Regions from separate parts of the Homo sapiens genome. Here region 1 is linked to region 2. A link is a loop called in an ENCODE intact Hi-C map of the cell type or tissue named here. Cell type or tissue: GM12878. All regions are shown on one strand. Each heading gives the region's core, and the rest is flanking DNA. Links, peaks and the distances in the headings are about the cores only.

Region 1 (12,526 bases), core at 4,507-9,506, 48 kb before region 2:
TACTTTATGTCATTTAATGCTCGCAAAAAGCCTAGGACATTGTTACTATTTTCCCCATCTTGTAGATGAGAATGCTGATGTTCAGAGATCTTATATACCTGCTCAAAGTAAGTCCTGGTGAATCTAGGACTCAAACCCCATCTGAATCCAAACGAGGGAAGGACTCAGTGCCAATTCAAGTCCAACTTTCCCAGGAGCCTTCCCTGTCTCCTCTGACCCACGTCAGCCCCTGTATTTTGACACAACTCTATTACCTGTCATCTTGGCCACAATCTGCACTTATTACCATTGTTTCATGCTGGGCCAGTCTTATTAGCCAATAAGATTGTAAATTTTGGGGAGCAGTGACACTGGGTTGAATTTTGTTTCTGGCTATTTCAGGACAGACAAACTGGGAGAGCTAAACACCTAGAACCACAGCCTGGTCTCCCTAGTCGCGGTAGGTCCGTCACTTCATCCCTAGAAAGTGCCAGTTTGGCTTTACGAGTTTCTAAACCATTCATTGGGAATAGTTTACATGTTATGCTTGCCCTCCTTTGTCAATCTCTTTACTGCTACTGCAGTTGGGTCCAGATATTGCAAATCCTCCCCGAAAGTAACTAATTCTGACTGCATTGTCACAAACTTGGGTTTAGCACAAGAGGGAAAGGTAGCTGAGTTTCCAATTCTGCTTCTCTTTGACTGTAGCTCACCATGCTGCAGGCCCTTCCTCCCATGATGGTGCTAACCAACATAAGCCCTAAGCTCTAATCTCAACCCTCTCCCAAATCCCAACATGTCAGACTAAATAATAATAAGGCCACAGGGCAGGCACACTGAGGCATGTGTGCATCATTACCCAAGTCAAAACCAAGATATATTCCAGGGCAGTTTACGATGCAGAAGTCACCCTTTAATTTAACAAACAAGCAAGAGGGCTGGGTGTTTCCTTCATTTCCCGAAGTAAAGAGCAAAAGCTTTTCTCATAGTAAAAAGCCTGAACCCACTCAACCTGATCCTGTCCTCCCAGTCAACAAGCACATTGATGTCAGTAAGAGTGTCCAGACATATAATCATGTATGAAAGTCAACAAAAGGAAGGCATCATCTCTTTCTGCCACCTCTCCAGAAGATGTGATAGTGAAGGTGTTGTCAGCTAACTGCTTCAAAGGCAAGCAGGGCAGTAGGCTGTTCCATGTCCCCTGGGAACATGAACATTACTTCACACTACGATTTACTGAAACAAAAGCAAACAGGGACCAGCAGAGACAGCTGTGAAATGAGATGGTGACATCTTCCTGATGCCTTTCAGCTGCTTGGATCTCCCCATTTTAAGACAGATAATGAGGCCATCTTAGGCTCAGCCCTTTTCTGATCCCATCTCTTTTCACTACAATGTACCTGTGCAGTGTGCTGATCCCTCCATGTTTTTAAAGGGAAGTTCCTCTGATCAGTGACTCCGTCGGAATATGTCGATGTCTAGCCTCACACTACAGGGTGATGACAGGCAGCCTTTTTTTCCCTCCTCTTAGGTTATACGAGCGTCTTAAACATAGTGGAACTCACAATTCCAGCTTCATTCCAAACTAGTGAGATATTTCTCAGCTGCTTCCTCCACCTGCTCCTGAGGTCCAGAGTACAGGGCATTTGCCTAAGTCAGCATGCTAGGTGATAACCACAAAGCTTTTCCTGCCAACCTTGCCATTTCCAAGCCCTTCTCTAACTGCATTCTCCTCTATTCTAGTCTCAACTCTGCTTGCTATTGGTGGAGTGCTTCTCCAGGGATGCATGTGGAGGAAAAGGAAAAGGAACCAGAGATGAAGGGGACATCCTCCTCCCTGGCACTGTCTCCATCTCTCCACAGTTCACCCATCATCTCCATTGGAAGGAAGGTACTCATGATCTTCACTGGAAGGAAGGCACCCAGAACCGCCCTGCAGAGACCATGAAATTAGTTGAGTGCTTCTCAAGAAATCTGTGATAAAGGGCCCGCTGATTTTTTCTAAAATTTCCAATCTACTATGAATCCTCAATTTTGTAGAATAAACAAAAATGAATTATTAGAAAAGAGTTAAAAATAACAGGCATATAAAATACAAGCTCAACTTTTTTGTTATTATGTCATAAAACTATTCCATCATATTGCTATGAACGTTTCTAAACAATTGCTCTCCATTTCTTCCCTTGTCCACAAACCAGCACGGGTTTGAGTCTCCCTGCTCTAGCTCAAGGTCTTAGCTATTTACTTAACCACTCAGAGCCTTGACCTGTTGTTTCTGCAAGATGGAAGAACAGTCATTACCTCAGCTGGTCAATGATGTCCCACATCTATATAATTCCAGGGACTCATTCCTGATTCTCCCTTAAGTTCTGAAAATATTTCAAAGACAGTAAAATAATGCTGAACTTCTGAGGAGGGTATTTGTTTGCATTTCTTACTGCTGATCTGGAACTACCTAATATTAAAGCACCTTGGAGAGTAATGAAAGAAATACACAAGAGAAGAAGAGGCAAACACTGGTGGGTCACTCACTGTCTCAGGGCTTCCTTTGTGGAACCAATAGGTATTTTGAAAAGCATCCTGAAAACATGTCAAAGGTCTAAGGATTGTTATCATTGGGGCTGGTGAGTCATGGCCCAGACAGACAGTAATACAGGTGCCCAATCGGCTGCTGTCTATCCAAAACATGCCACTGGACTGTGAGGGAGGCAACCCTTAAAATGGTGTGAAATAGAAAAAGAGGACAAACTTGTCTGCAGCACTCAGGAGGCTCAGGGAATTAACCAGGAGGGAACAGTAGCCCGGTTAAAATAGTTTCTGTACTTCCAGAGGAAGCAATTAAATCTCAGCGTCTACCATGGCAAAAGACCGATTGTACTTGAGGAACAAAATCGGGGATGATCATCCTTTAGTGGCGGGAAGCTGGAAAATGAGGTAGGACATATAGGGTGATGGGCAGGACTCTGCTATGGACTGAATATTTGTGTCTCCCTCACCAAATTTATAAGTTGAAACCTAAATCCCCAATGTCATGGTATTTGGAGGTGGGGCCTCCAGAAGTTTTTATATCATTATGGTGGAGCCCTCTTGAATGGGATTAGAGCCCTTATAAGAAAAGACATGACAGAGATGCTCTCTCTCTGGTTTCTGCCATGTGGGGATACAAAGAGAAGATGGCTATTTCTAATCCAGGAAGAGGGCCCTCACTAGACACTGGATCTGCTGACTTCTGAGCCTCCAGAATTGTGAGAGATAAATTTCTGTTATTGAAGCTACCCAGTCCATAGTGGTTTGTTATAGCAGCCTAAACTAAGACTCTATTCCACCAGAAGCAATTTTTAAAATAGCTTTATTGGCATATAATTGGCATCCAATACACTTCATGTGTTTACAATATAAAATTTAATATGCGTTGACACAGGCACACACCTACAAAACCATCACAACAATCAACCATCACCGGCACATCCATCACCACCAAAAAGTTTCCCAGTGCCCCTTTATCATCCCTGCCTCCCTGCTCTTCCTTCCCTACCCACAAGATAAGCACTGACCTCCTTTCTTTCATTATATATTTGTTTGCATTTTCTATAATTTTATATAAATGGAAACATGCAGTATATATGCTTTTTGAGGATGGGGGGGGTCTGGCTTCTTTAATTCAACATAATTATTTTGAGAATCATTCATGTTGTGGTATGTATCAATTGTTCATTCTTTTATATTGCTGAGTAAGTAGTTTTTCACTTATAGCAATTTTACATCTCAAGCAAGGTTACCCTGGGACTAAAATTTTGAGGTGTTAAGGAAAGTTTATAAAAAATGTGGGCTTTCCCTTAGAGCAGAGCTTGCTGCTGCTATCTTGGGAAATAAACCTTTTCTTTGGTCTCAAAATTAAGGACAGTTAATTAAAGAAAAAATAGCCATTTAATATTCTTTAATGATAAAAAGAATTTTGTAATTCCCAGGGACTGTGGGCTGTGAGGAGAGAGAAAGAGGCTTGAGAAACCAGAAACCATCATTTGCATCCAAGGTAAATCTCAACCCATTCTGATTCTCAGTTTCCTATTGTTTGTTTCTGCACTTGTGGTAGTAAATGCACTGAAGAGAATGTTACTATTCCAGTCTTGATTTTGCTTTTGGAATCACTAGAAGGGAAGACTACTCTGCACTGCAATTATATCATTCATTCGTGCATTCATTCATTCAGTCACCATACATGTATCAGTGTCTTCTCTATGCTTGACATCACACTGGGGATAAAGAGACAGATCTAAGGCTTATGGGAAGACTCGGTTCCTGCTTTCACAGAGTTATGGGGTATGCAGGTATCAAGGCTGCAGAGTTTTACAACAGACTGACAGTAAATGAGAGATCAAAGAGATGACAGACAGGTCAAGATGGTGCTGAGGCTCTCAAGTTCCCATCATGGAGACTAGAAGACAGGATTGAATATGGATATGGTGACAGAGGAAGGATTCTGACTCATAGACTATTAGAAAACACAGGCCCCATTGGCAATAACAGAGAATGCAACCCCCAACTCCCCCAAAGGAGCGGTGGGGAAGACTGGAAGATGTAGAGGCATATGGAGCATGGCTCCTGTCTCCAAACACTAGCCTTGAATGTGCACATTGTTGTTTGCACTACCAAAAAGTAAAGAAACCTATTTTCCTTTTTTTTGTTTTTTTCTTTTTTTAAGACAAGGTCTCACTCTGTCGCCCAAGCTAGGGTGCAGTGGCGTGATCACAGCTCACTGCAGCTTTGACCTCCCAGATTCAAGTGATCCTCCCACCTCAGCCTCCTGAGTAGTTGGGACCACAGGTGTGTGCCACCACTCCTAGCTAATATTTTAAAATTTTTGTCTATAGAGATGGAGTCTCCCTATGTTGCCCAGGCTAGGCTTGAACTCCTGGCCTCAAGTGATCCTCCTGCCTTGGCCTCCTAAAGTGCTGGGATTACAGACACACCCAGCCTAGAACCTATTTTTATAAATAGGTGGCAGTAGTCTACAGAAGTTTCCTTTTAAAAAGTGTGTTTGTTCCCAATCCATCTGTCATAAAGTTACACTAAAAGAGCACAAAGGGAAAATAGCAGGACACAAAATTGAATGAGTAAGGTGAGGATTATAATAAAAAATACAAACAACCTATTGCTTAGGAGGAAGGGGATCTAGTGGAGAAATGCCCAAAGAAATACCAGAAAAGCTAAACATCACCTTTTTGTGTCTTCTTCAAAATTTCTTTAGTGAGCATTTTCCTATTCGAGTTTTCAAGAATTATTTTGAAACATATCCTTCATGGGAAGTCATGGATTCTCAGCAGAAGGAAACCAAAATCACCAATCTGAATTTGCCTGCAGTCTAGAGAGAAGCCTAGAACCAGGGAGGGGGCTTCAGGGAAGCCAGTGGCAAAGGAAGGGTAGGACTTTGCCAAGGGGTTTTTGCAGCCTGAGAACTATACCCTGAGGTGCAGAGTGAAGAAGTGCAGATAGGAGGGACTGGAGTTCAACGGGAGAGCAGCACACAGGCAGGTGTGAGTAGTAGCCTTAGAAGGGCCAGGACCAATAAGGCCAAGGACATGGCTGGGCAGCCATGAGAAAGCAATTTCTTTAGACCTCAGGATCCTTGTCTTCCAAATGGAAAAGGAGCACTGGGTGATCTTTAAGATCCCTTTTAACATACAGGAATTTGAATTGTATAATTCATGCCAATATATATCTATTGAAGACCTCAGCTGAGATTCTCCAACCTCAGCCTCCCAACTGGCTGGGACTATAGGCGTGTCCCACCACACCCAGCTAATGTTTTTTATTTTTTTGTATAGATGAGGTCTCACTATGTTGCCCAGGCTAGCCTCGAACTTCTTGGCTATGTCTGAAGCACAGTGGGTCAGCAACTACAAACCTCCTCTCCAGTTAGCTCACATCAATCCAAAAATATTGAATATCGGTTACTCAATATATAGTGATGTATATTTTCTAGAAAAAGAGTTGTGTTGTGCAAAAGTAATCCCACATTAAAGCAAGGGCTAAGAGGGCAAACCTGTGGGGGTTTTTTGTTTTGTTTTGTTTTGACGGAGGAGTCCCCAGGCTGGAGTGCAGTGGCGCTATCTCGGCTCACTGCAACCTTTACCTCCCGGGTTCAAGTGATTCTCCTGCCTCAGCCTCCCAAGTAGCTGGGACTATAGACACACGCCACCACACCACACAAAAATACAAATAAATTTTTGTATTTTTAGTAGAGATGGGGTTTCACCATGTTGGCCAGGATGGTCTTGATCTCCTGATCTCATGATCCTCCTGCCTCAGCCTCCCAAAGTGCTGGGATTATAGGCGTGAGCCACCGTGCCCAGCCAAACCTGTGTCTTTTATAATGTTCCAATCTACTCTGATTAAGGACGTTGGAAAAGGGATTCTCTAAGGGTCATGGAATGGAAACTAACACATGCCTCAAAGGGGAGATGCCAAGACATGGAGGAAAAACCTAGTACCCTCATGGACGTTACTGTCAGAAGGGGTGTCCTTGTCTTACTCCCAGAACTGTCTCCAGTCACCACTGTTGACTAAAGTTAGAGGTGAGCTGCTGTCTCTTGGTGAGGAATGTGAAAACTCATGCACAGATAGGTGGAGCAGGAAGTTGGGGGAAGGTCAGAAAGAAAACAAAAGGGTTTCCTGGGATGAGTCACTGCCTTTCTGGGAAACCATTTCAGAAGCCACCGTGAAGTCCCCAACACCTGTCCAAGCCCTATACTTTGTGCTCAAATGAAGTGTGGCAAACAAAGTTCTGAGCCACATCTGACAGCCCACAGGCCACATGGAGGGCAGAGGTGTGAGAAAGAGCTGTGTGAGGCCAGCACACGTGACAATCTGCACATCACCTACCAGAGTCTCCAGAGCTCACTTTTCAGTGGACTGAAGGCTCTTAGTTCAAATTATCCTCTTCTTTAAATGGAGCACACTTTATGCTATTGTTTCCTGCAATGGCCACAGCTTGGATTTTCAGATAAAGTTTTTAAGTGTAGAAGGCTTACTGAATCTAGAGGAAAAAAACAAATCTGACCATAATCCTGAGTCTACAAAGTAAAATGGGAATTGGTGGATCCCACATGAGATGAATTCCATTTGTTAATTTATGTTGATCTGGAAACAAAACCAACTTTTATCTCTTCATCCACTAAAAGGGATGTGTGCAACAAACTGGAGAAAGTCAACCAAGACATAGGAAGACACGGGTGCCAGAACACAGGGCATCCAACCCAGGAGAGCAGGAGAGAGGAATTCCAGAATGATGGCAAGGAGAACACGGTGGCCCTGGAGAACCACCTCTCCCAAATACGGGCAGGACAGGGGCCTTTAGGAGGGCTGTCTCAGTGAAAGAGGGAATAATGTTTGCGCATGGATCAGGACGTGATGCACAGTTCTGTCAGGGAGCTTTGCGTGCAAAACCAACCAACTAAGCCAATTAAAACAAAAATAAATCAATTATTCATTCCAGAGGTAAAGAGTTACATAAGAGAGAACAAGTAATCTTAGCACAGTACATGGCTCAGCGTGAATGATCGTCACATACTTCCAGAAATGTGACCACCGAAATATTGGTTTCATCCACATCATAAAACAGTGCTATAACCATATCTGGAGCAAGGGAGGAAGGGGAGAGTGACAGAAAGGGGGATGCAAACACAAGAAAACTAACTCCTCATCTGCCTCAGCAGAAAGTTAGTGCATAATATCCAAACCTGCAAAATCAAGAAATAGCAGCATAAGCATGTTGTTTAGAAGGTTTTCGGATTTGGAAGCAGTTGCCTCAGGGGTACAGAATCAGGTATGAAGCAGGGTAGCCACGGCAAATGTTTCTTGATGTAACATTTGTAGTGCTGTTTTGACTTTTTCTTTTTCTTTCTTTCAAGAGAACGTTTCTCTCTGTCGCTCAGGCTGGAGTGCAGTAGTGCAATCATGACCCACTTCAGCCTCCGCCTCCCAGGCCTTTAAGTGATTCTCCTGCCTCAGCCTCCCAAGTGGCTGGGACTATGGTGTGTACCACCATACTTAGCTAATATTTTGATTTTTTATAAAGACTGTGTCTCACTACATTGCCTGGGTTGGTTGCAAACTCCTGGGCTCAAGCAATCCTCTTGCCTCAGCCTCCCAAAGTGCTGTGATTGCAGGTGTGAGTTACTGCACTGGACTGTTTTGACTTTTTAAACTATGTACATATATTGTTATAACTGTTAAGGGTATAGTTGAGAAGATAGGTTTTTTTTTTCTCTTTGAACCAATGCAAAAAAAAAAAAAGAAGAAAAGAAAGCATGTTACCAAAATTATAAGTTGTATGAAACCACATTTTTACCTATTACATACATAGAAAAATATCTAAAATAACATATACCAAGGTGTTAACAATGACTACCTCTAAGTGATAGAATTATGATTTTTTTTTAATGTATATTTATTTTATTCCTTTTTTTTTTCCCCGAGATGGAGTCTTGGTCTGTCTCCCAGGCTGCAGTGCGGTGGCGGGATCTCAGCTCACTGCAACATCTGCCTCCTGGGTTCAAGCGATTCTCCTACCTCAGCCTCCCTAGTAGGTGGGATTACGGGCACCCACCATCACGCCCAGCTAATTTTTGTACTTTTAGTAGAGATGGGGTTTCACCATGTTGGCCAGGCTGGTTAGGGCTCGAACTCCTAACCTCAAGCAATCCACCCGCCTCGGCCTCCCAAAGAGCTGGAATTAGAGGCATGAGCCACTGCGCCCAGCCTATTCTATTTTTTAATACATATATTAACTCTGTGAAAAACAAGAAAATTAATAAAGCTTTTAAAATGAAAAGGAAGACTAAGAACAGCAGAAGAAAAAAATAAACAATAGTGGATCTGAGTCCAGAAATCAGGCCCTGCTACTTCCTAGTTTTTTTATACTTGGCTGATTCTTATCCTTTTTGGACTTTAGATTCCTCAATTTTAAAGTGGCAATACTGTTATCTATTCTCTTTCCTGTGAGGGGTTATTGCGATATTGCACAAACCTGCCCAGATATAAACATACTAGGCCAGACGCAGTGGCTCATGCCTGTAATCCCAGTACTTCGGGAAGCCGAGGCAGGTGGATTGCTTGAGCCTAGGAGTTCGAGCCCAGGAGTTGGAGACCAGCCTAGGCAACATGGCAAAACCCTGTCTCTACAAAATATTTTAAAAATTAGCTGGGCGTAGTGACACACACCTGTGTCCCAGCTACTGGGGAGGCTGAGGTGGGAGGATCGCTTGAGCCCAGGATGCAGAAGTTCCAGTGAGCTGTGATTGTGTCACTGCACTCCAACCTGGACAACAGAGTGGGACCCTGTCTCAAAAACAAAAACAAACAAACAAAACAGATATAAACATACTAGATAGGACAAGGGGCATGAGAAGAACACACAAAATGGGGGAGTCTCTGTACTTCGCATACCTTCAACGGCATCATGGCCCTTCTTCCCTAGGGGTGTTCACTCACTGGTCACACTCCTTCAGCCCACCTCAGGGAAATCCCTCCAAAGCTCCTTCACGCACGAGCTCGCTAGAGATTGAAATTCAAGGACTCTTCCCTTGTGCCTCTTCTTGTTTCTTGACTTTCAGGGGCAGCCTTGCTGAATCAGATCTTCTACACCCGCCTTATGCAGAAAGCTTGCTTTTACTGGGATATACTGACTTGCCCCTACCTCCTCCCAGGCCCATTCCTCTCAACTACAGTCACCTACCAAGCTAGCATTTTTGGGATTTTGCACAGGGCCTGGGGGAGAGAGAGAGAGAGAGCCTCTAAGGTGTGTCCCTCCAAAGACATCTCCAAGAATGAGAGACCTTAGTCCTGAGGACAGTTTCCTTAGAACTAGGTTGCTTTGAAAGGCTGAAGATTCACAACCAGAATACAGGAGAGACTTCAAAGTTTGCAGGGGGAGGTGAGTGTATTTAAAAATTAATCAACTTTCATCCAAAGCTTTGGAATGCAGCAGTGTCCCCTCAGCCAAATTGTAAAGCCTGAACCACCAACTGATGCTATGACTTCATTCTCACCATCAAAGCCACTTGCCCTGACAAAGAAGTGCTCCAAGAAGAATCCTGAACTGGGAGTTATTAGAGTACACAACCCACAGCCTTATCTCTAACTCTGCTAGCCATGCAATCTTGCGAAGTCATTTAACTTCTTTGTGTCTTTTCCTTATCTACAAAATAAGGCAGTCACTATGCTGGTGACTGCATATGCTTCTGGTGAGGCCTCAGGAAGCTTCCAATCATGGCGGAAGAGAAGACGTGTTATGTGATGAGAGGTAGCAAGAGAGAGAGGAGAAGGTGCCAGGCTGTTTTAAACAACCAGCTCTCCTGTGAACTCACAGACTGGGAACCCTCTCAATACCATGGGGAGGGCACCAAGCCATTCATGAGGGATCACACACCTCCCTCCAGGCCCTACCTCTAACACTGGGATCACATTTCAACATGAGATCTGGAGGGGACAAACATCAAAACCCTATCCAATCTCAAGGGCCCTTTTTTTGCCCAGTAAAGATTATTAAGAGCTACTTTAATTTTTAAAACTTAATCTTCAATCTATGTAAATTACTAATTTAAAATCTTAGGTTCTGCCTTAGGATTTTAAGTTTAATATAGAAATATTATTACTCTTTATAAATATAACAATTGTTGGGGGGAGGGATAGCATTGGGAGATATACCTAATGCTAGATGACGAGTTAGTGGGTGCAGCGCACCAGCATGGCACATGTATACATATGTAACTAACCTGCACAATGTGCACATGTACCCTAAAACTTAAAGTATAATATAAAAAAAGAAAAAGAAAAGTAGAAACAGGTGAGATTTATTATAATAAAACATTTTATTTAACCAGAAAAAAATATATATATATATAAATATGACAATTGTTAACAATCACTTTTTTTTTTTTTTTTTTTTTTGAGACAGAGTCTCCCTCTGTTGCCCAGGCTGGAGTACAGTGGCACGATCTCGACTCACTGCAATCTCCACTTCCCAGGTTCTAAGCAATTCTCCTGCCTCAGCCTCTGGAGTAGCTAGGATTACAGGTGCCCACAGCCATGCCTGGCTAATTTTGTATTTTTGGTAGAGATGGGGTTTCACCATGTTGGCCAGGCTGGTCTCAAACTCCTGACCTCAGGTGATCCACCCTCCTCGGCCTCCCAAAGTGTTGGGATTACAGGCGTGAGCCACAGTGCCCGGCCAACAATCACTTTTAAGAGGGCTTTTTAATTAAATGTTAGGTCCCATTTATAAATTTAGTTTATAAAACTCATTCAAATATTTTATATCGTTTATATATTTAATATATTTTATTTCTCTCATGTCAGTTGTCTAAAAACTTCTTATAGCTCTAACAAATTAAGCTTTAAAATGTGAAAAACCATATTCTCTCAAGAATCCCAATACTGATCGCAATTTTAGAATGTCTTTTAATTTAAAATTAGAAAACTAAATCAATTTCTTAATTACATATTTTGTTTGGCATCAAAAGGATGATTGTTATTCTAATGGGTCAGTTTCCCTTAAATATTACAAATACTTAAAAAACCAAATGTGTATAACAAAAATATTATGAATTTGATTCTCTTAAACATTTCTTCATTTTTTTCTAAATTTTTGCAGGATTAAAAATGCTTACCCCATAAGGAAACAATCACGTCATTTTAAACACTCTTGGGTTACCTTCCCAAGCAATTTTGTGGGTTCCATCTCAGCTATATTAGGTTTGCTACCAATCTCAGATCCCTGCCTCTATCCCGCTGTAGTGTTCAGGCCTGTTTCTGAGTTGCCTTGTCTCATAGCCTTCCTCCCATCCTGATGCTTTTCTCCCAAATCACCACTTGGTTGATTTCAACTAATGTATAATACTTGCTGCTCCATTCTGTTCTGATTTTTCTTTCTTTTTCTTTTTTTTTAAGACAGAGTTTCGCTCTTGTTGCCCAGACTGGAGTGCAGCGGCGCAATCTTGGCTAACTGCAACCTCCGCCTCCCAGCTTAAAACAATTTTCATGCCTCAGCCTCCTGAGTAGCTGGGATTACAAGTATGCGCCACCATGCCCAGCTAATTTTGGATTTTTAATAGAGATGGGGTTTCACCATGTGGGTCAGGCTGGTCTCGAACTCCTGACCTCAGGTGATCCACCTGCCTCAACCTTCCAAAGGGCTGGGATTCCAATTTATTTTTCTATTCATCCTATTGGCACCACAGTGCTTACAGACATTTCAATGCCATCCTAAGGAATTCCTCACTGAGATTTGTCTAACTCAGTTTTGTTTTCACAGTTCCAAGTTCATGCCGCTGTTGGGTAGAAGAAGGCAGGGAGAGAAGACAGAGTAGGTAAAGAGCATTTCCATTTCTGACTGGCTTTCCCCATGGCACCCTCCTGTCAATAAGGATCAGGGGACCAAGCACAGAATGTATCACTGCCCCTGCACTCTTTCTCCATCATGGGGTCATCACAGTCGCCTCTCATCTGCCTGACCTCAGGATTTTCCCTGCAGAGTCCTGAAGACTTT
Region 2 (12,526 bases), core at 3,643-8,642:
GTCACAAAGGCAGAGTTGAATCCAGGTCTTTTCAATCCATGTCCATTCTTTGTCTTCCACACTATACCACAGGCAGTGGCAGCCCACTCTGAACCAATAGTGCCCCCATCACCCTTGTGAGGTGGGCAGGAAAGCAGGTGGGGAACAGGAATGCCTTAGTGAGGAGCTAATAAAGACCCTCATGTGGTAAAGGGTCAAGGGCAGGCATCTATGCACCCTGAAGTGTAATCCAACTTCCACGTTCAGTCACAAACCACATATTGCTGATCTACACCTTCCCACCTGCCACTTGCCCTCATAGAGCAGGATTATGGTCTGAAGACAATCCAAAACATATGCGATATTTTGAAAAAAAAAATCCTTTGTCAAGCAATTTTAACAAATAACAAGTTAGGTTGTTTTATGAACACCTTATTTTCTAAAATAAAATACAGGACATTAATCTGACAAAGGAGTTTTGAGCCTCTTCTGAATAAGAAAAAAATGAGAAAAAAACATTTAGGTGCTGAAATATTGACTTGGTGGGTTTATGAGGAGAAGAGGCAGCTTATTTGCAATTGGGATAAATCCAGGACATGTGCTCACTTAGAGGCATACTTTTTACACATATTTTGTGCCAAACTGTTAGTTATCCACCAATGTCAGCTCTCCCCTTCCTCACTGGCAGAGCTCCTATATTGCTGGGGGAAAGGGTGTGTATTAGTTCATTTTCGCACTACTATAAAGAACCACCTGAGACTGAGTAATTTATAAAGAAAAGAGGTTTGACTCACAGTTCCACATGGCTGGGGAGGCCTCAGGAAACACAATCATGGAGGAAGGTGAAGGGGAAGCAAAGCATATCTTACAAGGTGGCAGGAGACGGAGGAGGGAGACTGCCACCCACTTTAAACCATGAGATCTCATGAGAACCCCCATGATCTAATCACCTTCCACCAGGTCCCTCCTTCAACACACGGTGATTACAATTCGAGATGAGATTTGGGTGGGGACACACAGCAAAACCATATCAGGTATGTCAGTATGCCAGCTTAATTTTTTAAGTTACTCATTTCAGATGTAAGCAAAAGTCATTAAGCCTTTCTAGAAAACCCCTTCTATTCCTATTCCCCCTCTTTCTACATCTTCTATGTGCTGATCAGATGGCTGGAGCTCTAGAAATCATATCATAAACATGGGATGAGGATCCATCCTAGAGATCATGGAATGTTGGGCCGCAAAGAGCCTAGGTCCCCAAAGACCTCATAAGCCCCACCACATCGGCCCTATACTGCCCTACAGTGTCCTCTTAGGTGACAGAAAAGTAAAGCCCTGCCTTGTTTAAACCAGTTTTCAGATCAGACAAGCACAGTTCCTGACTGATGCAAACTCGTGGCATTGACTTGGAAAAGTTATAGCCCCTTCATGTCTCAGTCTCTTCCCTTTAAAATTAGGTAAGAACATTAACCAGCATTAAAGAACACATAATACAGTAGTTTTAAAATTTTGTTTATTGAAATGATTGTGGCAGAGTTCAGAGGAGGAAAGGAATCCTTTACATGGATCTCTGAATTCTGCCAAACTTGAATCAGAACAGCTCCTCTTCTTTTTGATGAGTTTCCTAGTAAGATTTCAGTTGGAGGGAAAAAAAAAACTTAAAGGCTAAAAGAATTTGAAAATCACTGGCATAGAAAAACATTTAGGACACATGGGGCATACCATTGCTCATGAGATTGTATTTTTCCAACGTTGCCAATGCATCTGGTGATGCCAGTTGGTTCCTCGGCAGGACCAATATTTCCCACCTGTAGACTAGCCTCAGGGAGCAGGATAGGGCCACTAAGCAGTGCAAAATGCCCTAATCATTGCAGGAATAAAACCAATCAACCCTGCTTCCTTCATGCTGTGCTCTAACCACCTAAAGAATAACTAATGAACCTGAGAGTGGTGTGGTGTGGCAGCTGCTCTGTGAGGTGTTAGAGACCAGAGGCATCTGAGGAGTCATGTGCATTCAGAAGGTGTGTTGTCATTCAGTGGCTCTGAGCTCATCTTGGACCTTTGTTCACTCTGCGTGCTATCTCCATTCCCAGCTGCCAAACTCCAGACTCTGCCGGGGATGGTCAAGCTTTCCTTGACTTCCTTTCTCATGCTCTCAAACATCTCTAGACAAACACAGATTGTTAAAACAGATCATTCAGCTGAAATATATTCTATTTGCATCACATCTTACCTCTTTCTTTTCCCACTCTACTCTACCACCCCAACAACATGCCTGCAAATACACCCTTCTGAATGGGTTTTGGAATGATGATGGGAGAAATAAAAGAGGAAAGATGACATTAAAAATTAAGAGAAAGTATTTACAGCATAATTAGTAAGGAGAAGATGGAAGGTCTTTGCTTCCTGTTGGATTCATTGAGGTGGAAGGGAGTGCTAGATATATCATCTCTTGGACCTCAGTACCTCTTGCCACCTTTTTTTTTTCTTTTGACACAGGATCTGGCTCTATCACCCAGGCTGGAGTGCAGTGGCACCATCTTGGCTCACTGCAACCTCTGCCTCCTGGGTTCAAGCCATCCTCCCACCTCAGCCTCCCAAGTAGCTGGGACTACAGGCACACACCACCACGCCCAGCTCATTTTTGTATTTTTTGTAGAGACAGGGTTTCACTGTGTTGCCCAGGCTGGTCTCAAACTCCTGAGCTCAAGCAATCTGTCTGCCTCAGCCTCCCGAAGTGCTGGAATTACAGGCATGAGCCACCGTGCCCGGCCAGAAGTCTTATTTGATCCAGTCAGGTGAACCAAGGCAAATGCCCTTGTTGGAAGAGCTCGTTTCTCACCCCTTATCCCCTTCCTCCAAATTAGGGTCATATAACTGAGACACTATTTCTTCTATATGATCTTTAAAATTAGGTAACGTTGGAATGATCCCTGTTCATAGGATGCAAGGCTGGTTCAATGTTCAAGAATCAATCAATGTAATCCACCATATTAATAAATTAAAAGGAAAAAAATCACATGATCATATCAGTAGACACAGAAGACACTTGACAAAATTTGACACCTATTAATGATAAAAAAAAAAAACTCTCAGAAAACTAGGAATAGTGAGGAACCTTCTCAATCTGATAAAGAACATCTACAAAAAAACCACAACTAACATTATAATTATAGAAGACTGCTTTTCCCCTAAGATCACTTATAAGGCAAGCATGTCTGCAAGAATGTCTGCTCTCACCACTGCTGTCCAACTGTGATCTAGCCGGCTCAATAAGGCAAGAAAAGGAAATAAAAGGCATACAGATAAGAAAGGAAGGACTAAAATTATCTCTGTTTGCAGACGCAGTGATAGTTTGCATAGAAAATCTCAAGGAATCTACAAAAACCTTCCTTAAACTGAGTTCAGCAAGGTCACTGACATAAGATCAACATATGAAAATCAGTTGTGACAATTAAAAAGTGATTTGTATTTCTGTATTCTAAAAGTGAATATGTGGAAACATTATAAATACAATACCATTTATAATCACTAAAAAAAAAAAATACATGAATGTAAAACGAGATAGCAATGGACTGCCTGCTATTCACAGGTCTCTCAGTTGCTAGAAGGCCCCGTTCTGAGATAAGCCACCTCTCCACCCTGACACTAGTAAAGAGGTCAGAAAACCTTGAGTAAGGTTGGAGGTATTAATTTCGGGCAATTAATTACATTCTTTCAGCATCCATCTCCCAGAAGTTTTCACTGGGAAAATCCTTTAGGAGGACATCCCCCATTAGCTATTCATTTTTCTTTTGCACTGACTGGAGAACGAAGCGACTGTCAGCTGTGTCACACAACTCGTCGAAATTCACCCCTGGGTGAAGTGATCCTCAAATAATTACCAAATGTAGTTCAGGTAACTGAATTAGTGAATTACATTGGCTCCTTTGAGATGAAAGACTCTTTAGGAATGTGAAATACTTTGGCTCTTTGTTATTAATAACCTGAACAATGAAAGAGCCCAAAGTAGTATTCAATATGCTCCAGGAATGGAATGACTAAAATTAAAGAATGCAATTGATTTTCATTTTCCATACTTTTCATTTTCTATCCTTTTCATTTCAGTAGTCAGGACTGAATATGACAAGTCATCAAATCCCCTCTGATGTTAATAAGGCATCAACTACAGAGCTCCAAGAAGAGAAAAATCCAGTCGAAGTGTGGCAAGTTGTTGGTTCTCCTGCTCTCTATGATTTATTATCTTTTCTTCTTACCATCTCATTATGATACCTACAGGTAAAAACCTCCTACCTTGATCTGCTTCATTTTCTTCAACCTTAGTCTAATAATTCGACATTAAACATCTCAACTACCTTTGCATCCTTCAGACAAACAATCACGCCCATGAGTTGTGCTTAGCAGAGCAATGTAGGATGCCCTCGGCTTGGTGCTCCGCTGCAGGTCATCAATGCAGGGTGTGAGGATGACAGAGCCCAAAGGCAAATCCCAGGCAGACAGACCTGACCTTAAAGCAGGAGGAACGGGAAGTGGCAGGGAGGGGTTAAGGTTGACAAATCAAATCCTAGTCTACCTGAGGTTGGTAGAAAGGCTGAAGATGTTTGTGGGGATGTTAGGCCCTAATCATATTAGATATGGGGGCTGCATTTGTTGAATCAGATTTGCAGTTCCTCACCTTTAGTTTTCATTTGTAAAGTGTTGAGGGTTTTCTATTTCTCTTTCTTGGTTTCAAAATACCTTTTAAAAGGTAATGTATTCATTTTGGAACTGGAATAGGTAATACATTCACATAGTTCATAATTCAAAAGGTATACAATTATATAGAGTGAAACCTCCCTCCTACCCACAGGCACCAGCCACCCTGTTTCCCCTCTGAGGGCATCAGTGTCACTGACTGACTACTTTTTCTTGCAGAAATATCCAAGTGAATTTGTATAAGACACCACCCATGATCTTCTGTTTACACAAATAGTAACTCACTATTCTCTTCTGTACCTTGCTTTTTTTACTTAATGTATTTTGGAGATGATGCCACATCATTTCACTATAAAAAGAACTCTTCAATCTTTTCCCTCAATCTTTTTTTTTATGACTAGTAATTCATTACATTAGACAAATGGGATCATTTGTCTAACTACTCTTCCATTGATGATCATTTACATTACTTCCAATTTTTTGGTACTACAAACAATGCTGCAATGATTAACCTTATTCATAAATGATTTCCATGCATAAGAGTGTGTCTGTAATTTAATATAATTGCTATTAAGCATTATGAATATTTAAGTATTATAAGTAATCTCTAGAAATAAAATTGTTGAATCAATGAGTATGTATATTTGTAATTTCAATAAATATTGCCAAATTGCCCACCTATATCACCTGATATAATGTCCTTTGCTCATTTTTCTATTGGTTTCTTCATCTTTTCCTTACTAACTAGGATTCATTGTGTACCAGTGAGTTGCAAATATGTTTCTCAACTTGTCCATTGACTTTTGACTTGCTATTGTCATTTTTGCATGCAGATATTTTTTAAAGCACAGCTGAATTTTTCAGTCTTTATTTTATGACTCCTGTAATTTGTGTCATGTTTTAAAAGGTTTTTTAAGCTATAAATTACAACAAAAAATCTTTTATGATTTCTTTCATATTTTATGGTTTCACATGTTTGTAAAATCTCTGACCCACCCATCTGAGATTTATTTGGCAAGGTGTGAGGTATAGCTCTAACTTTTAACATTTATTTACTGTTATAGCTGACTACCCTGTTGTCCAGACGCCATTAATAAAAACTCCAGTTTTCCCCCACTGATTTGAAATGAGGTGTTTTTTTTTTTATCATATGCTAAATCCCTGTATGTATTTGGGTCTACTTCTTGATTTCCTATTCCATTTCATTGCTCTATTCATGTGCCAGCGGAACCCAGATTTAATTTTTTAAAACTTAACTACAATTAATTGCACTTTAATTTTTAAAACTTTATGTATCTCCCCAAAGTGACTTTTTCTTGGGGTCAGAGATTGAATGGAAATGAAGTTTTCTGTCTGTGTCTCGTGACTTTGTTTACTTCCCCTTGCATAGCTCACCGCCAAATTTTTCTTAATCTTCCAGGAAAATAAGTGTAGCCTGTACTATCGGAGTGGTAGGGTCAAATAAACAAAATAAGTGTGGGCTTATAAGGAGATGACCATAAGAATACTGTATTTCCCTTTTCCAGATCCCATTGCATGACAGACTCACAAGGGACATGCTTATTCATTTCTAAGACCACAACTTTAAAATCAAGTTATGTTTAATAAACATTAATAAATGTTTACTTAAAAGGTTTAATAAACATTTACTACATGGCAAATTATTTTAGCTAGAATGCTTTTGGCTTCAAGTCATAGAAACCAGATTCAAATACCCTTAAACAATTTTTAAAAATTCATTGATGGGGATAACTGTAATCCCCAAGGGGAAGAGGGTTGGGTAGACAGGTTCAGTGGCCAGCCCAGTTATTACAGATTCAGACTCTTACCATCTTTCTGCTCTGCCACCCTCAGTCATTGGCTCCATTCTCAGGCTGCGCATGGCAAGATGGCTTTGGACATAACAACACCCTGAGGAAGAAGAGAAAGTGTCAGGTCTGTTTTGTATTACTATAAAGGAATGCCTGAGGCTGGGTAATTTATAAATAAAAAAGGTTTTTTTGGCTCCTGATTATGAGGGCCTAAGGCTGCTTCCACTCATGGCAAAAGCCAAAGGGGACCTGGCTTGTGCAGAGATCACACAGCAAGAGAGGAAGCAAGTGAGGGGGCAGGAGGTGCCAGGCTCTGTTTTTTTTTTTTTTTTTTTTTTTTTTGAGACAGAGTTTTGCTCTGTCGCCCAGGCTAGAGTGCAGTGGCGCGATCTCGGCTCACTGCAAGCTCCGCCTCCTGGGTTCACACCATTCTCCTGCCTCAGCCTCCCGAGTAGCTGGGGCTACAGGTGCCTGCCACCGCGCCCGGCTAATTTCTTGTATTCTTAGTAGAGATGGGGTTTCACTGTGTTAGCCAGGATGGTCTCGATCTCCTGACCTCGTGATCCACCCGCCTCAGCCTCCCAAAGTGCTGGGATTACAGGCGTGAGCCACCGCGCCTGGCCAGTGCCAGGCTCTTTTTAACCATGAGCAACCCTGGGATCTAATCGAGTGAGAACTCACCCCACCCCCGACCTACCGCTACCCCAGGAGGGCATTAATCTATTTATGAGGTATCTGCTCCCATGACCCACACACCTCCCATTAGGCCCCTCACCTTCCGACACTGTCACTCTGGGGATTACATTTCAGCATGAGATTTGGTGGGGACAAGTATCCAAACTATAGTAAAAAGCATTTTTTCATTTCTTAGGAGCAAGAAAACATTTCTCAGAAGTCTCCCATGTCTTGTGGGCCAGAATTGGGTGACATGCCCATTCTTGAATCAATCACTGGCAAGGAAATATGATTGCTCTTAGATCAATCAGATCCACCCTTGGGCTGGGGAAGGGTAAGTTTCCCCTAAGCACATGGCTGCTTGGAAGCGAGTGGATATTGCTGAAAACCTGGATTCCAGTAGTAATGGAGGGGGCTGATGGATGCTGATAATGAGTCTGCCCAGTTTCCCTCTCTCATTCCTCCTCCTGGCTGGTTTCTTTTGTTAGACATCCAAGTGTGCCCCTTAATATGTATTGAGTATCTGAATGTATTCACTGCAAATTCACTTATTTAATAAATGTTTATTGAACTCCTACCATCTGCCCAATACTGTGCAAGGAGCTGAGGACTAGAAGAAGGAAAAATGGGGATCCTGATTTCAATGAGGTAATAGGAGAAGCAGAAAATTAAGGAATTCCATAGTACAGTGATGAGTGTTACATACTTATAAGAGTGCTATGGGGATCTAAAGAACGAGCAACTTCCTGAAGGAGGGTAGAACAAATGGGGAATATTCTAGGTGAGCTTTGACAGATGAGTAGGTAAACAAGGGGGAAGGACATCCCAGGCAGGGGAAATAGCTTGTACAAGGGACCAAGAGGGCATTGGCATGGCATGCTCAGGTTACTGTAAGTTTCTCGTATGTCAAGCTATAGGATTAACATGGGGTAAGGTGCTGTTTTACTCAGGGCATGATGGTACCAGGGTCAGGGGCTTCCAGCCTGGCTAAGAACCTCAGTTTGTACTGGTTAAGAGACATCATCAGTGGATGCCATCCCTGAGAGGTTCTGACAGCAGTTAGAGTTAATTGTAGCATTTAGTCACAAACACCAGATTTGTCACAAACACCAGTCAATTTTCTGTGGTCACAGACCACATTTCAGAGACCCTGAAATCTTCCTTTCATCTCACAATTGAGCTTCTTGCGAAAGTAATCTACACTTAAAATCTTCTTCGTCTCCATTTAATCCTCTACCACTTATGTTGATAACATAGTGGTTGTTCCTGCTACGGTCACCTGTGGCCTCAATAATTGCAAGACACAAAACAAAACAAACCACCACCAACAGGGAAAATGACTCTTCTACTCTTCTACATTCTACCTTCTGATGACACTCAACTATTTAAAATTCACTAAGGATATTAACAGCTTTGGAGACCCCAGATACAGAGAACAGTATGGTGTTACTCTTCCACTTCAGTAAAATTAAAACAATCCTAAATCATAAGTTTTCCTATAAGAACTTCAATTTTATTTTAATATCAAATTCTTTTAAAAAAAATACCTCTCTCTCCCCACTTCCTCCATGAGTGCCTCTGCTTTGTTGCTTGTTTAAGTCATGTATGATCCACCAACTGAGTAACCCAGCAATGAACACATTGGTGCCTTGTTTATTGTGGGTTGAATGGTATCTCCCTAAAAGATATGTCTTCCCAGAACCTCAGAATGTGACCTTATTTGGAACAAGGGTCTTTATAGATGTAATTAAGGTAAGGATTTCTAGATGAGCTCATCCTGGATTAGGATGGGCCCTAACTGCAATGATAAGCGTTCCTCATAAGAAACAGAAAAGGGCTGGGCACAGCGGCTCACGCCTGTAATCCTGGCACTTTGTGGGGCCGAGGCGGGTGGATCACGAGGTCAGGAGATGGAGACCATCCTGGCTAACACAGTGAAACCCTGTCTCTACTAAAAATACAAAAAATTAGCCGGGCGCGGTGGCGGGCGCCTGTAGCCTGTAGTCCCAGCTACTCGGGAGGCTGAGGCAGGAGAATGGCGCGAACCTGGGAGGCGGAGCTTGCACCCGGGAGGCGGAGCTTGCAGTGAGCTGAGATCAGGCCACTGCACTCCAGCCTGGGCGACAGAGTGAGACTCCATCTCAAAAAAAAAAAAAAGAAAAAAAGAAACAGAAAAGGAAAATACAGAGACATGTGAAGAAAGGCTATGTGAAGAGGGAACGAGAGATTGAAGAATGTGTCTATAAGGCAAGGAACATTAGGATTGCTGAGAGCCACCAGAAAGCTAGGAGACAGGCATAGAACAGTTTCTCTTCACAACCTCAGAGAGAATCAACCCTCCTGACACCTTAAGTTTGGATTCTTGTCTCCAGAACTGTGAGAGAACATATTTCTATCGTCTTAAGCCACCACATTTATGGTAACTTATTACAGCAGTCCTGGGAAACTAATACAGTCAACCCTCAGTATCTGTGGGAGCTTACTTCCAGGACCCCCACAAATACCAAAATCTATGGATGCTCAAGTCCCTGATATAAAATGCCATAGTATTTGCATATAATCTATGCACATCCTCCTGTACACTTTAAATCATCTCCAGATTGCATACAATACCTGGTACAATGTAAATGCAATGTAAATAGTTGTTATTCTGTATTGTTTAGGGAATAATGACAAGAAAAAAGTCTGCACATGTTCACTACAGACACAACCATTACAGGCCTAACTACAGTTTCAATCCTAGGCTGGCTAAATCTGTGGATGCAGAACCTGTAGATAGAAAGGCTGACTGCACATTGTTCTCTAACATTTTGAATTAAAAACAGAACTTTTGCTTGTAAGAAAAACAAATTCAGTCTACTTGTCGCAGGAAGAGAGGGATTTATTTTAAAGAATGGTAATCTCACAGGACACAAAGATAAGGAGCAAGGGGAGTTGTTGCCATCAAGGGGAGCTGACTCTCCAAGTCTGCCCCCTTCCCCTCTCTCATCCTCTCTTCTGGTTGCTTCTTTTGCTTTTACACACTCTCTGGGAATACGTGGCTCATCAAGTGGCTTCAGTCCCAAGTCTCCATAAACTTGAAGCTCACTCACCACCTGTAACTAACTTCATCTGTCAGCATGTCAATTACAAATTTTAAGGCAAGAAACTGGATTGGCTTGAATTACCAAGGGCTGAACCTCTGATCAGCCACTGCAGGCCCATCCCTGGCCAGTTATAGCATAGGAGAGGTGGAGTCCTTCAGTTCAGAGAAATGCCCCTTCCATGGGCCACAGGAGGATCCCCCAGCCAAGGCCACAGGAGGGCAGGCAAAGCTTGGTCTCTCGGATGTCATCTGGTCATTTGTCTGCCTCCCTCTCTAGATTGTAAACCACCTGAGGGCAAGAAATTCATGTTGTGTTGTCCATCATAGTCTCCAACGAGTACAGGTCTTGGTGCCTGAGACATAGGAGATACTCAAGATAAGTTTGTTTAATAACAAGTAGTTGAGTCTTATAGAATTTTATCTACTAAACAGACCAAAAAAAAAAAAAACGGTAAATGTTTATAGTGCTTGCTCTATTCTTTCTTGACAAAATGGTAATTTTAAAGCTGGCTTCTTCCCATTAGTTCGCTCTTATAAACAGCAAAGAGGTTATCTCTATGTATTTGATAAAATGGCACTCACAGATCCACACAACTCCCCTTGGTCCATGCTGAGTGTGTCTAAGGTAAGCTCCTCCCTGACCCACACTCTCTCTGTTGATGTCTAAACTCCATAATCTTATGGCTTCCACTAAGATTCTCCTTGACAGAGAGCTCAGGCAAAGATGTCATTGGGCCATCTTTTGCCTCTAGGTATGGGTTTTCTTTCCTTCCCTTTAAAAAAAAAAATGGATTTTTTCCCCAGAGAAGATCTTATGACAAAAGCAATCTGATGGGAAAATCCAGTGGAAGCTTCTTCGGGAGCCTGCTTAGCTTTTCCAGAACATTTTCCTTTGCTTTAGCTATAGCTGGTTTATTGAAGCTCTTTCCTAGTAGTCTCTCACTTGTGTCTAACCTTGCCCAGTACACAGGACTGTGCCAAGACCTGTTGGAGATCAGAAATTTAAAAGGACTAGGTGGATACATAATCTATGCCATCAAACAGCTCACAGAGTGTGGGGAATCCTGCTGGGCCACTACTCAGAGTGGGCCCAGCGATCATCAGCACCTCACCAGTGTGAGATTTGCAAACTAAAAGGGTTATAGCTCAAGAAACTACACTTCTCAGTCTGATGGGGAAAAGATGCTCATTATAGTATCAGAAGGACAGACTTAGCCATGGGCAGGGGAGGAGAGAAACAAGAAGATTCCTAAACCCATTCTCTTTCTTCCAAGTCAGACATGCCCCTTGGTTCATCTGAAGGCTGTAATCCCCCCAAAGATGTCATTAAAGCAGCCCCAAGGGAGAAAAATTAGGAAGGGAGCAAGTATAGAGGCTACATTATACTCTGCAAAGCATGGACATAATAATTTCTCCAATGGTGAATTAGAATGATAATGTCTGTCTCCAAACTACAGCTATTTCCAAATTTAAATATTAATCACCTCTTCTCTCCCTTGTAGGCACAGCAAGGGAGGCTGGGTGCTGCCAAAGGGTTGTGAAATGGTAGACCCTCAGGCAAAGGTGAAACATTATTGCAACCCACACTCACACCTGCATAGTCTCACACACACAGAGCACATACACACTTATTGCTTGCACTTGTCCAGAGAGACAAATGGCCCAATTGCCAGCAACCGGTGCCTCAGTCCAGCTCCCTGCTGGCTGCATTTCCAGACAGCCAAAGCCCCTGCCCAGTATTAGCCATGTGCTCACTTCCTCCGGCATTCCCATCCCCAGCTCACGAAGGTGGCTAAGACAGTCTGGGGTCGCCTGCGTAGGGATGAGGGATGAAGGCCACGGTTCCCATTAGGTACTCAATAGCTGTCAATTAGTAGACAAATACGTGAATGAATGGGACCATTGGGCGGTTTGACTATCATTAGGGCAGAGTCCACACACTCTGTCTTAGGGCCTTCGTTGCCCACAGAAAAGGCCTCAGACAGGCAACCCAGATGAAACACAGAATCTCTCCTCACTGGGAAATTACCCTCCCACACCCACCTACCCCTTTCCCTGTCATCCCTCAACCTGGTGAAAGCTCCAGCCAGCCCAGACAGTGTCACACCCACTCCAGCTCCCTTCCTAGTCATTTATTCACTCATTCAACAAACATTTACAGGCAGCTACTGTGTGTCAGCCACTGTGCCAGCCCTGGAAATACAGGAATGCCACACAGCCTGCTTGTCGGGCCCTGCTGGGGAGAGGGTAGAAGCTGTCCCCATCCTTTCATGCCAGGTGTGCT

The links. Hi-C counts contacts between places; a loop is a spot of excess contacts. Peaks named below come from ENCODE experiments on the same cell type or tissue, not always from the same donor. Only the 100,000 strongest peaks of a DNase experiment are listed, where the experiment ranks them.
Region 1: it touches region 2 in a loop (2.3-fold over the local background); 8 of 110 quality-filtered maps call a loop at or near these places.

What each region holds. Positions count from the first base shown.
Region 1 is chr14:34,037,258-34,049,783 of GRCh38, forward strand. EGLN3-AS1 (EGLN3 antisense RNA 1) reads left to right here and starts at 2,724. Exons shown (of 3, transcript NR_184209.1): 1 at 2,724-2,913; 2 at 3,948-4,012. The region is part of intron 5 of LOC102724945 (a long non-coding RNA gene); the gene reads right to left. RefSeq lists a silencer at 5,366-5,660 and enhancers at 6,179-7,378, 6,506-6,905, 6,506-6,800. In GM12878, for the core only: no CTCF peak of the experiment used is centred there; a DNase peak (open chromatin) is centred at 6,774; H3K4me3 peaks cover 617 bases; H3K27ac peaks cover 258 bases.
Region 2 is chr14:34,085,821-34,098,346 of GRCh38, forward strand. It overlaps LOC102724945 (a long non-coding RNA gene), which reads right to left. Exons shown (of 9, transcript XR_001750942.2): 5 at 6,501-6,582. LOC105370444 (a long non-coding RNA gene) reads right to left here. Exons shown (of 2, transcript XR_943735.2): 2 at 10,021-10,595. Among named protein-coding and RNA genes, the nearest start is that of EGLN3-AS1, 52 kb to the left of the region's middle. In GM12878, for the core only: no CTCF peak of the experiment used is centred there; no DNase peak of the experiment used is centred there.